Regions from separate parts of the Homo sapiens genome. Here regions 1 and 2 are each linked to region 3. The links are chromatin contacts, found by Hi-C or POLR2A ChIA-PET in ENCODE. All regions are on one chromosome and are shown on one strand. The core of a region is the stretch at or near the end of the contact, and the rest is flanking DNA. Distances in the headings are between cores, read along the strand shown.

What was found. A loop is a pair of places that touch in the nucleus more often than their neighbours do. ChIA-PET counts read pairs that join two places held with the same protein, here RNA polymerase II (POLR2A). Pooled maps may share reads with other maps.
Region 1: a loop to region 3 is called in a pooled map, with 8 times the contacts of the local background. The contact joins the promoter of RPP25 here to the promoter of SNUPN in region 3. A Hi-C loop is called at or near these places in 4 of 50 pooled maps. POLR2A ChIA-PET finds 5 or more read pairs at or near these places in 3 of 52 experiments (IMR-90, activated T-cell and naive thymus-derived CD4-positive, alpha-beta T cell).
Region 2: a loop to region 3 is called in a map of B cell, with 9 times the contacts of the local background. The contact joins the promoter of COX5A here to the promoter of SNUPN in region 3. A Hi-C loop is called at or near these places in 3 of 168 maps with a recorded cell type or tissue (B cell, CD4-positive, alpha-beta T cell and naive thymus-derived CD4-positive, alpha-beta T cell), 3 of 37 single-sample maps with no recorded cell type and 10 of 50 pooled maps. POLR2A ChIA-PET finds 5 or more read pairs at or near these places in 1 of 52 experiments (GM12878).

Annotation. Positions count from the first base shown.
Region 1 is chr15:74,955,083-74,958,990 of GRCh38, forward strand. RPP25 (ribonuclease P/MRP subunit p25) reads right to left here and starts at 1,690. Exons shown (of 1, transcript NM_017793.3): 1 at 1-1,690. The coding sequence starts at 1,501. The coding sequence ends at 902. RefSeq lists enhancers at 1-439, 440-1,373, 1,374-2,307, 3,302-3,858 and a silencer at 1,333-1,982.
Region 2 is chr15:74,936,403-74,940,349 of GRCh38, forward strand. COX5A (cytochrome c oxidase subunit 5A) reads right to left here and starts at 1,671. Exons shown (of 5, transcript NM_004255.4): 1 at 1,513-1,671. The coding sequence starts at 1,612. RefSeq lists a silencer at 1,365-1,924.
Region 3 is chr15:75,623,642-75,627,659 of GRCh38, forward strand. SNUPN (snurportin 1) reads right to left here and starts at 2,084. Exons shown (of 9, transcript NM_005701.4): 1 at 2,025-2,084. RefSeq lists a silencer at 1,563-1,612 and an enhancer at 2,263-2,452.

The DNA of each region.
Region 1 (3,908 bases), core at 440-2,939, 670 kb before region 3:
GCCAGGGCCAGCCCGGGAGGGCGGAGTGGGGGAGGAGAGAGGAAGAAGCCAGGGACTGGGCAGTGCCTTGCACCATTTTGAAGCTGTTCAGTCTCTGTGCCTGACCCTGAAGACTCCAAAGACTCAGGACGCAAGGCTGGAGGGGAGGGGAGACACAAGGGGCCAGGCGAGAGCTGTCTCTGCACAGGCGGGTGGTTAGAAAAAAAATGGGGGACACAGCCATTTTTGTGCTTGTTTTATTGGAAGCAAGACTCCAGCCAGCTGCAGGGCTCAGGGGAGGAGGCCTGGAGAGTTCAGTCCTGGGTCTCCCTCTGGGCCAGCAGGGGGAAAAGGGGTGTTAAAAGAGCTAGAACCCTCAGAGATGCTCCTCTGAAGCAGGGGAAAGAAAACTAGAAAGGAAAACTGTCCCAGGGCGGGGAGCGGAATAGGGCCCCCACATCTCAGACTCTCCTACCCTCAAGCAGTTAATTCTCACCCCCTGCCTTCCTCTGTCAACGGTGGGGGTGATTCCAATAACTCTTCTCAGCTTCCATACTTCAGGTGCTCTTCGTGAATGCTGGGTGGCTTTAACCCTTGGGGGTCCCAAACAAGTTTCCAGAATCCCACTGTCCACCATTCTCCCCCAAAGAAGGTCCCAGAAAAGGTGAAGTTCCGTGTCTTCACGCAACACGGGCATAAGCAGCAATTATCGCACGAAGTTTCCCTAGGGTGGTCGGGGATCCTCTCCTGCCACTCCTGGGGCCCCTCTCTTGTCGCCTTAAGGTCCATGCTACCTGTCTTGAGGAGCTGTGTCCAGGTTGTGGGCTCCGGAGGACCGAGGAGTGAAAGGCTGGAGGTACATCTGAAGGTGGAGGCGCTGGCGGAAGATCCTGCCGGACTAGGTGGCCCACAGTCCGGAGTTTCAGGCCGTCTGATCCTCGTCCGCAACCCCTGGCTCGGGTTGCGATCGCTTCGCGGAGCCTTCTCCAGCTGCGGGTTCCCCTAGGCTCCTCTTGGACGCTGGCGCGGCTGGCGGGGACGAGGGACCAGGATGGGGATTCGGGGGCTGGTAGCCGGGCTGTCGCGGATCCAGCGCGTCCTTGGAAAGTAGGATGGCGAGGCCGGGCACGTTCTTAAGTACGCTGAGACTAGCGGCCGGCTCGCCAGGCGTCTGACCCTGCGTGGGCCCAGGCGGGAGGCTCTGCCACACCTCGCGTACGCTCCGGTAGCGCAGCCGCGTGACCTGGTGCAGGCCCGCCAGGCGGCGCTTGAGGATCTCGGCGCACGTGACGGTTTTGGTGGTGGCCCGGCCGCAGCCGCTGAAGACGATGGCGCGCGTGGCTGGCTGCGCCATGCTGGCGGTGGCGAAGGCCATCAGGTTCCGGATCTTGCTGCCTTCCTTGACCCGCATGTGCACCGCGCCCGGCGCCAGGTCTGCGAAGGGGCCGGAGCCCGGGCCGCCTCCCTCGGCCCCGCACCCCGCTGGCGCCTCTTCGGAGCGCACCTTACGGAAGTTCTCCATGCGCCGTCGTCGCCGGGACCGCCGGCTTTGCCATGGGGCGGCCTCAGCCCCGGGGCTGCATGGCCGCCGGTCGCGCCTTGCAAGGGCCAGCAGGGGTAAGGGCGCCGGAGCAGCGCAGACGCCGGCGGGCGGGCTGGGACGGCGCGATCTCGGCCCCACTTCTCTCGAGCGGGCGCCGCTCTACTCAGCGCTCTCGGCGCCGGGTGCTCCGCGCCTTTAGCTGAGGCCCCGCCCCTGCCGCCAGGCCCCTCCCCTGACCCGGCCCGGCCGGGCCCGCCCGGGCCCCAGCCTCACTAGCCTTTCCTGGCGAGTCTGGGTCCTCAGCTACGCGGGCGTGGGAGCGGGCGCGCTGCGGGGCGCATGAGCAGGTGAAGGTGAAGTTCCACTATAATCGCCATCAGCGCTCTGAGAGCCAACCCTCACAAACCGGCAGTCTAAATAAAAGCTGCGCTTGCCGTGCAAACACTGCTTCAAATCCGGTATCCGAGCCCTTCCCATTTGCAACTGAAGGCCGCCCCTCGTCCCCTCCCAGGGAGAGATTTCCAAGAGGCTTGCTGGGGCCTTGCCCCTCCTCCCCCGCCCCGGGGAACACCCCCACCTTTTTTCCGCTCCCAAGTATTCTTGCCTCAAGGACAGCTAGTGCGCGGTCAGCAGAGTGCGGGAGGAGCTGGCTGCGGCTCCACTCCGCGCCTCCCCGCGGGCGATTACGTCGCGGCGTGGTCCTCGCGGGGCGCGGAAGACCCAGACTTCAGCCTCGCCACGCCTGCCCGGAGCTCGAGGCTCCCGGACCCCCGTCCACCCCTGGGACGTGAGGAGTGAGGCTTTGGGCCAGGCTGTTCCCCGAGGCGCGTGGGGAAGCGGGCGTGACCTCTTCTGAAAAGGCGGTAGGCTCGCTCCACCCAGGCCCTAGAGCCCACCCTTAGAGCTGCGCGCTTTAGGGTGAGCCAGGCACGATGCCTTGCCAACGTGGCCGCCCCCTTCCTCCCAGGCGGAATTCGCTCAGGCAACATTGGCCCCTTGAGATCCAGTGGGGTCCTTTTCGAAAGGAGGCTAGGTGAACGCAGGTTTTAAAAAAGAGAAGGGAGGGGCCGGGCGCGGTGTCTCACGCTTTTAATCCCAGCACTTTGGGAGGCAGAGGTGGGCGGATTACTTGACGTCAGGAGTTCGAGACCAGCCTGGTCAACATGGTGAAACCCCGTCTCCATTAAACGTACAAAAATCAGCTCGGCGTTGTGGCACGCTCCTGTAATCCTAGCTGCTCGGGAGGCTGAGGCAGGACAAGCGCTTGAACCCGGGAGCTGAAGGCTGCAGTGAGCCGAGATCATGCCACTGCACTCCAGCCGGGGCGACAGAGCAAAGCTCTGTCTCGAAAAATGAATAAATTAATTAATTAAATAAAATACAAAAGAGAAGGGAGGGATACCCCATTCTCCAGGATGTGATTATTATGCATTGCATGCCTGTATCAAAACGTCTCATGTACCCTCTAAATATAGACACCTATTGTATACCCACAAAAATTAAAAAGACTTAAAAAAAAATAAAAGAGAGAAAGAAGGGAGGAAGATGGGGAGTTGAAGCCCTGGGGGCATTATGGAACTACTGGATGCCTCTCCGGCGGAAACTCCACGGGACCGAAAGAGAGGCCCGGGGTCTCCTGCCGGGTGAGAGAAGCATTAGAGAAAGATGAGATTGGGGGCTGTCAGGACTACTGATGGAAGGGAGGGGGTCTGAGAAGGGGCCCGACCCTCCCTAAAACTGCTCTCGGGATTCCCCCGTCCTCCTTCCACCCGCCCTACGCAGTCAGGACTGAGAGAGGGCGGCAGATCTGGTCCTAGCCAGGGGACTGTGACGGGGCGTGGCGGGGAGGGACACAGAGAGCTGGGGCGGGCGGGCCACCGGGAAAGTGCTGGGGGCATGACAGTGCCTTGGATTGCTGGGCCTCAGTTGGAGATGGGGCTGCCAGATGCTGTTCTCCCTCCTCCCGCTGTTCTCGCCCTCTGGGCATCTGCAGCAGCTCTCAGTCCCTGCTGTTCAAAACCAGGGTTTACTTCCTTGTCACTTCTTGGGAGCGGCCCTCGGTCCCTGCTGTTCAGAACCGGGATTTACCCTCTTACCACTTCCTGGGAGTGGCTGCGGCGACTGGACCTTGGCACCGCAATGTGTGAATGGCTGACCCCCTCCCCGTCTCCTGGTGGGATCAGGAACCCTCGGGGTATGCTCCGAACCGGGACTTCGGTCTCGGTCCAGTCTCCATGGGCCCCACACAGCGGTGGGGGCTGGAGGCACAGCAGCCTTGGGAAGAAACAAAGACTGTCCGCAGCGCGTAGCGGGGCGTGGAGAACCGAGGGCTGTGTAAGGTCAGGCCCTGAGAAAAAGCCCCCGAAAGGCTGGAAGTTACGTTGGA
Region 2 (3,947 bases), core at 421-2,920, 690 kb before region 3:
TCTAGGTTGGCTGCAGTGGCTCATGCCTATAATCCCAAACTTTGGGAGGCTGAGGTGGGAGGATCACCTGAGCCCAGGAGTTCAAGCCCAGCCTGGGCAACATAGGGACACTCCGTCTCTAATTTAAAAATAAATAAATAAACAAAAATAAAGTACCCTCCAGCCTTATGGTTCTACGACAAATGATAAAAGTCTAAAATGAATGAAGCAAAACATATTCTTTTTTTTTTTTTTTTTTTTTTGAGACGGAGTCTCGCTCTGTCGGCCAGGCTGGAGTGCAATGGCGCGATTTCGGCTCACTGCAACCTCCGCCTCTCAGGTTCAAGCGATTCTTGTGCTTCAGCCTCCCGAGTAGCTGGGATTACAGGCGCCCACCACCACACCCAGCTAAATTTTTTGTATTTTTAGTACAGACAGGGTTTCACCATGTTGGCCAGGCTGGTCTTGAACTCCTGACCTCAGGTGATCCGCCCGCCTCGGCCTACCAAAGTGCTGGGATTACAGGCATGAGCCACCGCGCCCGGCTGAGTTCTTTTTTTAATTTTTAACTTCAGCATACCCTGAAACGAGTTTCTGAGTTCTTATGTTTAAATACGCATGCATAGTTGCCAGTGATGCAGGTTCAAAAATAAAATATAATATGCATGCATAGAAGCTAAATTTCACGGACCAAGATCGAAGTGCAATTACTGTAATTATTCTATGGTGGTGGACTCAAAACCTCCCAGCACACATATAAAGGGAAGGAAAATAGACAAAAATCAGAAGCACGTCTCATACTCCAGCAATCAGGCTTCTATTACAAAGGGGAAAAAACACGAAGCGTTCCTATGCTTGTAAAACCCAGTATTCCTGTGTCTGTGACATTCAGTTTTCAAAAGAGTGATATTTTTATCATAAGCCCTATCAAAACTCTGGCTATCTTCCGGAGATCAGGAAACAACCACACACTTCCATCTATTTTAAACGTGGAAGAATTAGAACGTGGCACAGCAGACCCTAAAAATGATGGAAAAGGCTGTGAAGGTGACACACTAATCGCTAACCGAGAAATGCCTGATTGAAAAGTATAATCGTGTGTCCCATACGGAAGTATATTGTGTCCTCGGACCCCAAGCGGCGTGCCCGGAGGCTCAATGTCACCTTCGCCGAGGCGCTGCAGGCCGGCGGCGGCCACTCTCGGTCAGGTGGCCGCAGGGTCGGCGCTGGGGCAGGGTCATGGCCCGGGAACCGAAGGGGAGCGCTGCGTCCCCTCCTCGGCGCCCACAGCAGGTCCACATCTGACCTGTCCGCGGTGGCACAGCCAGGAAGTTGCGCGGGGGGAGGCCCCGGGGGCGCGCTTTCAGGTCCTCCACTACTCGAGGCGGCGGGCAGGGCGGCCCGCGGTCACCGGGTTCAGTAACCAGGGTAGGGCAAGGGCTAGGCCGGGGAGAGCCCGCCCCGGAGTGGCAGCGGGGACCCAGGTCACCGCAAGGACACGAGGGCGCGGGCAGTGGCAAGCAGGGGCCTTACCCACGGCGGGGCCGGGGGTCCGGGCGGAGTGCAGGAGGCCTCGAGGGTCGGCCCGGGTGGTTGCGGCCACAGCGCAGCGGCGGAGAGCGGCGCCCAGCATGACGGCGATGGCGGCGCGCGGGCTGAGGACAGAGAGAAGCCGGTGTAAGCTCGCGGGTTGCTCCGGAGCGGGCGGGGGCCGGACAGGCTCACAGCGGGCGGAGCACGTAGGCCCGCCCACTGCGACTCTGGCGCGTGGGCGGGAGGAGCCACCGCGCGGCCGGCGGCGGCGGGGGCTACGGCGGCGCGCTGAGGACAAACTGTTAGCCTCGCGTCCCGCCTTGTCTCTGGTCAGGTGACGTGCAGCTGCCATCCTGTAAGTAGGAATGGAGGCGAGGGAGGAGCAACCGACCGTGATCTTGTTCGAGTCAGGCCCAGGAGGGCACTTAATCACCTCAAAATAGGAATGACAGCAATAACAACAAACTATAATAAAAAATACGTACTTTGCGCCCGGGCGCTGTGGCTCATGCCTGTAATCCCAGCACTTTTGGGAGGCCGAGGCGGGCGGATCACCTGCGGTCGGGAGTTCAAGACCAGCCTGGGCAACATGGAGGAACCCCCGTCTCTACTAAAAATACAAAATTAGCCAGGCGTGGTGGCGCAACGCATGCCCGCAATCCCAGCTACTCGGGAGGCTGAGGCAGGAGAATCGCTTGAACCCAGGAGGAGGAGGTTGCGGTGAGCCGAGATGGTGCCATTGCACTCCAGCCTGGGCAACAAGAGCGAAACTCCGTCTCAAAAAAACCAAACAAAACAAAAACCTACTTTGCTTAGCCCCGCCTTCTCATTGTGGCATAAAATAAAACAGCGAATGGGGGAAAGAATGCCGCTGGACGCGGTTGCTCACGCCTGTAATCCTAGCACTTTGGGAGCCCAAGGCGGGCGGATCACCTGAGGTCGGGAGTTCGAGACCAGCCTGACCAACATGGAGAAACCCCTGTCTCTACTAAAAATGCAAAATTAGCCAGGTGTGGTGGCGCATGCCTGTAATCCCAGCTATTTGGGAGGCTGAGGCAGGAGAATTGCTGGAACCCAGGAGGCAGAGGTTGCAGTGAGTTGAGATCGCACCATTGCACTCCAGCCTGGGCAACAAGATCAAAACTCCATCTCAAAAAAAAAAAAGGCCTATGCGTAAGGGATTTTATTAGTACATATTCTTATATCACAAACCAGCTTGCATAAAAAATGAGTTAAACTACTTCATTTCACAGATTAGGAAAGAGGCTCAGAAATTAGGTTGCTGCTGGCAGTCAAGGATCTTTTCGCCACATCCCCAGTTCTGAGGACTCTCACCTGAATGTTTCCCATCTCCTACAGGAGGGCTCCTGAATCCACGATGGCTCTGAAATAGGGTTGATCAAGTTCCACAGTTGTTGCATCTTATCTCACTAGCTACATCCTAACTTTGAGCCCCTGGGCAGTCAAGGACACCTCTCCCAGGCCTGAAGTATCTGGATGCTGCCCAGAGTTAATGAGACATTGTATTCTGTCTTGCTGTCTCCCATTCTCTATCCCTGGGCACACTGAGGAAAGAAAAGGTGGCCATTCATGTGCCACTTCCTCACTTCAGGCCGACTCTCCAGGGCCTCAGCATCTGCCCTTCTCTTTTTCCTCCCTAGCAGTGTGGCTTCAGTGGGTAGGAACCTGGCGGGGAAAAGGATTTTTAAAATGTTTTCAAAGCACCTGCCCTCACCGTTTCCCACCAACCTAGTGCTGGGGCTTAGAAAACAATACCACAAAGTGAAGGCCTATGAAGCAGTTTCTCTCTGACCTTCTGCCCTCTTGTCTCTTGCCCCTTACTCTCCCTCCAGGCATGCCACAGAAACTAGAATCCCTCCTCCCCAAGAGGGGGTCTAGAAAGTAGAACCCCTTTGTCCCAAAGCCAGCCATAAAGCCTAAAAATATTGCTCTAACCTTTCTCTTTGCCTTTCTATGTAACAGCTGGCCATAAAGAAATTAAGGCCGAGCACGGTGGTTCACGCCTGTAATCCTAGCACTTTGAGCCGCCAAGGCCAGGAGATCACTTGAGGTCAGGAGTTTGAGACCAGCCTGGCCAACATGGTGAAACCCCATCTCTATTAAAATTACTAACATTAGCCAGAAATCACTTGAACCCAGGAGGTGGAGGTTGCGGTGAGGCGAGATCACACCACTGCACTCCAGCCTGGGTGACAGAGCTAGACTCCGTCTCAAAAATAAAATTTTTTAAAAAAAAGGAGAAAAGGAAACATGGCCAGGTATGGTGGCTCATGCCTGTAATCCCAGCACTTTGGGAGGCTGAGGTGGGAAGATCACCTGAGGTCGGGAGTTCGAGACCATCCTGGCCAACATGGTGAAACCCCGTCTCTACGAAAAATACAAAAATTAGCTGGGTGTGGTGGCGCACGCTACTC
Region 3 (4,018 bases), core at 834-3,333:
ATTATGTTGGCGTGGCTGGTCTGAAACTCCTGACCTGAAGTGATCTGCCTGCCTCAGCCTCCCAAAGTGCTGGAATTACAAGCATGAGCCACTGCACCCGGCTTGAGGTGTGCCTTAATATCTTTGCAATGCAACCAAGGGTTGCCATTCCTGAGTGACTGAGGCCTCATGATGAGTGCTTGGGATCCATATGGTATGTTATTCAAATCATCCATAATGGTATGTATGCTATTGTCTCTACTTTTCTGTACTTTTGTGTAAGTTTGAAAGCTTTCATGATAAAATTTTTTTTTTTTTTTTTTTTGAGACGGAGTCTCGCTCTGTCGCCCAGGCTGGAGTGCAGTGGCGGGATCTCGGCTCACTGCAAGCTCCGCCTCCCGGGTTCACGCCATTCTCCTGCCTCAGCCTCCCAAGTAGCTGGGACTACAGGCGCCCGCCACTACGCCCGGCTAATTTTTTGTATTTTCAGTAGAGACGGGGTTTCACCGTTTTAGCCGGGATGGTCTCGATCTCCTGACCTCGTGATCCGCCCGCCTCGGCCTCCCAAAGTGCTGGGATTACAGGCGTGAGCCACCGCGCCCGGCCGATAAAAATTTTTAAAAAGTCATTATGTTTTCAGTTCATCACCAAAGTAATGACCAAATCCAAAGCACCTTTATTAGGCCTATCATGCACTATCTTGGTGTGGGCTCCCGCTCTGCCAAGAACCACACAACCTTTGAAACTGATGTCCTGGGCCTGGCGCGGTGGCTCACGCCTGTAATCCCAGCACTTTGGGAGGTTGAAGCGGGCAGATCACCTGAGGTTAGGAGATCGAGACCATCCTGGCTAACACAGTGAAACCCCGTCTCTACTAAAAAAAAAAAAAAAAATACAAAAAAATTAGCCAGGCATGGTGACGGGCGCCTGTAGTCCCAGATGCTCGGGAGGCTGAGGCAGGAGAATGGCTTGAACCCGTAAGGCGGAGCTTGCAGTGAGTCGAGATCGTGCCACTGCACTCCAGCCTGGACTTCGTCTCAAAAAGAAAAAAAAAAGAAAAACTGATGTCCTGGATACTGGGGCGGTTCCTTTACCTTCCTTCAAGGCTGTTCTTGGCGGGTTCCTGCTGTTTCGTTTTGTTTTTTCTTTGTTGTTGTTGTTTTTTTTTTGAGACAGAGTTTCGCTCTTGTTGCCCAGGCTGGAGTGCAGTGGCATGATCTCGGCTCACTGCAACCTCCATCTCCCGGATTCAAGCGATTCTCCTGCCTCAGCCTCCCGAGTAGCTGGGATTACAGGCACGCGCCACAACGCCCGGCTAATTTTTTTTGTATTTTTAGTACAGATGGGGTTTCACCATGTTGGTCAGGCTGGTCTCAAACTCCTGACCTCAGGTGATCCGCCCACCTCGGCCTCCCAAAGTGCTGGGATTACAGGCGTGAGCCACTGCGCCCCGCCGGGCTCCTGCTGTTTCAACCCATTCCTTGGATGGTGCTGCCTCCAAGTGTTCGGACCTTAGCCCCAGGTGGTCTTAGCACCAGTAACCCCCGCTCCAACTCCCTAAAGTCCGACCCGCCCCAGGCCCCGCCCACGCTCCACCCTCCCTCCCTGTCTAGCCCCCTCCCCCATCCCCTTCCCCCTCCTTCGCGTCTCCCCATCCGGCGCCCCCGCCTCGCGTCCCCTGGGTCCGCATCCTGGCAGCCTCCGCGTTTCCCTACCCCTGCTACCGGGCTCCAGCCCCGGGGACGCTATCTGCTTCACTCGGCCGTGCGCGCCGCCACCGCCCCGCACTGCCTTTTTCTAGGCATGGGGTCATCTAGGCCATGCATGATTCGCCCCTGCCCCACAGAAGTCCCTGAGGGGTCCTGGCCGGACAGCACGGAATAGAAGAACGGAAACTCTCCCAAAAGGAGTCCCAGGCCTGGCTCTATCCCTCCAGATGACGTCCCAGGAGGCCAGAGTGCAGGGCCGGCCAGAGGGAGTCACAGTCCGGCACCGAGAGGCAACTCGGCAGCTGGCGGGGCCCGGGCTCGAACCCAGGGACTCACCCAAACCGAGGTGACCGTCGCACGCGCCGCCGCCACCGGGGCCGACGAATCACCTGCCCTGGGAAGCTAGGTCCGCCCTCCCCCCGCCCCCAGCTGCTGCCTCACCGCTGGGCCCACAGGCCTCGCGCCCTGAGTTTCCGGCTCCTCCCTCCTTTGCGAACGCTGGGAGTTCCGTTGCCTACAGGCCGTTATTTCCGCCTTCAACGGCTGGGGCATTTCCCATCGGCTAGGGAGGGGGTCTTCTTGCATTTGCTTTGCACTGTCCGGGACTCTTCCTGCTAGATGACTTGACCAGGCCGAGGCCTCCCTCCTGAACACAAGCTCTTCGGGGCTCCTTTCGCCAATGGGAGGAGGCTGATCTTGTGGCCGGGCATTCAACGCCCTGGGCCCTGCCGCCTCCCGCAGATCTTCCCGGGCCTTAGGGCTTCACCTGGAGTCCCCTTCCCCTCTTGGGCCCGTGCTCTTAAACGGGCAGTGCCAATTGCCTGGATTACTCCAACTAACCCCTCACACCCAAGTTTCAGACACAGACCTTCGCTCCCCCACTTGCCCTTAACAAAAGCAGATACATACCTCGATTACTGCCTGTTTGCTGCTTTTGCGAGCTTCTTTCCCACTCGGCTGCGGGCTGAGCAATGGTAGGGACCTGGCTTGATTCCTATTTAAGTAGCCAGAGTCCAGCACAAGGGATGGCGCTCAGTAGACCCTGCGTGAAGGAATGATTAAATTGGTGCAAAAGACTAGGGTAAGCGGCAGAGATTTAGGAGATTAAGTCCTGCCAGGGTGTAGCCTCTGCAGGGCGGGAAGGCTGAGATTACAATTTTAAAACTGAATATTTATTGAATGCTTACATTCAGCCAATCCCTGCTTCACACCCATCATCTCATTTAATTTTTTTCCTTTTTTTTCTTTTTTAAGCCAGTAGATATTAACTCTTAATCATGACATGAGGAAGTAGACACACTGAAGCTCAGAGAGGTTAAGTAATTTGGCCAAAGTAACACAGCTTTCAAGGAAAATGTTTGAATTTGCTGAAAGTTTGATGTATAGGGAAGTTGACTACCGATGTATGACAGAAGCAAAGTATCCACCTTTGGCACATTTTGCGTCCACGGAATGCTAAAATTTGGACTTGTGTATTTTATGCACATTACACCATACATTCAGACTAAAAAGAATAGGAAATTAGGCTGATGAAAGGCTATTACTAGACTGGTAAAAAGGGTTCTGGGGCCCTGGAAGGCCAATTTTTCTGGACGTGAGATTTTTTTTTATTTTTTTGAGATGGAGTCTCGCTCTGTCGCCCAGGCTCTGGAGTGCAGTGGCGCAATCTCCGCTCACTGCAAGCTCCGCCTCCCGGGTTCACGCCATTCTCCTGCCTCAGCCTACTGAGTAGCTGGGACTACAGGCGCCTGCCACCATGCCCGGCTAATTTTTTTGTATTTTTAGTAGAGACGGGGTTTCACTGTGTTAGCCAGGATGGTCTCGATCTCCTGACCTCATGATCTGCCCGCCTCGGCCTCCCAAAGTGCTGGGATTAAAGGCGTGAGCCACCGCACCCGGCCTGGACCTGAGATTTTATTTAGGTGGCTCTTTCAGTGGCCAGGCTGAGCAAAGCTGTCCACTAGGGTATTTATTTGGTGCATCCACAAATAAAAGCTCATGTCTGCCTGATTTATGAGACTGACAAAAAAGAGAAGTCCAGGGCCTGACTTCACTAGGGAATTTTGACACCCAGGATATTAGGTATTTTGTGTCCAAACAACCATCCCTTACAACCACGGAGGTCACATCTAATGGTCGGGCTGCATAGAAAAGAATAAAGACCTTAAACATTTTAGGAAAATAGACTGAGACTGAGAAAGAAGTTCCCAAATTCATGCCTGGAGGTCCAGGAGAAATGTTCTAGTTCCTCACTCACACCTAGCTGAATAACTTCCCATATCACTGAAAAAACAAAACAAAACCAGGTCAGGCACTGTGGCTCATGCCTG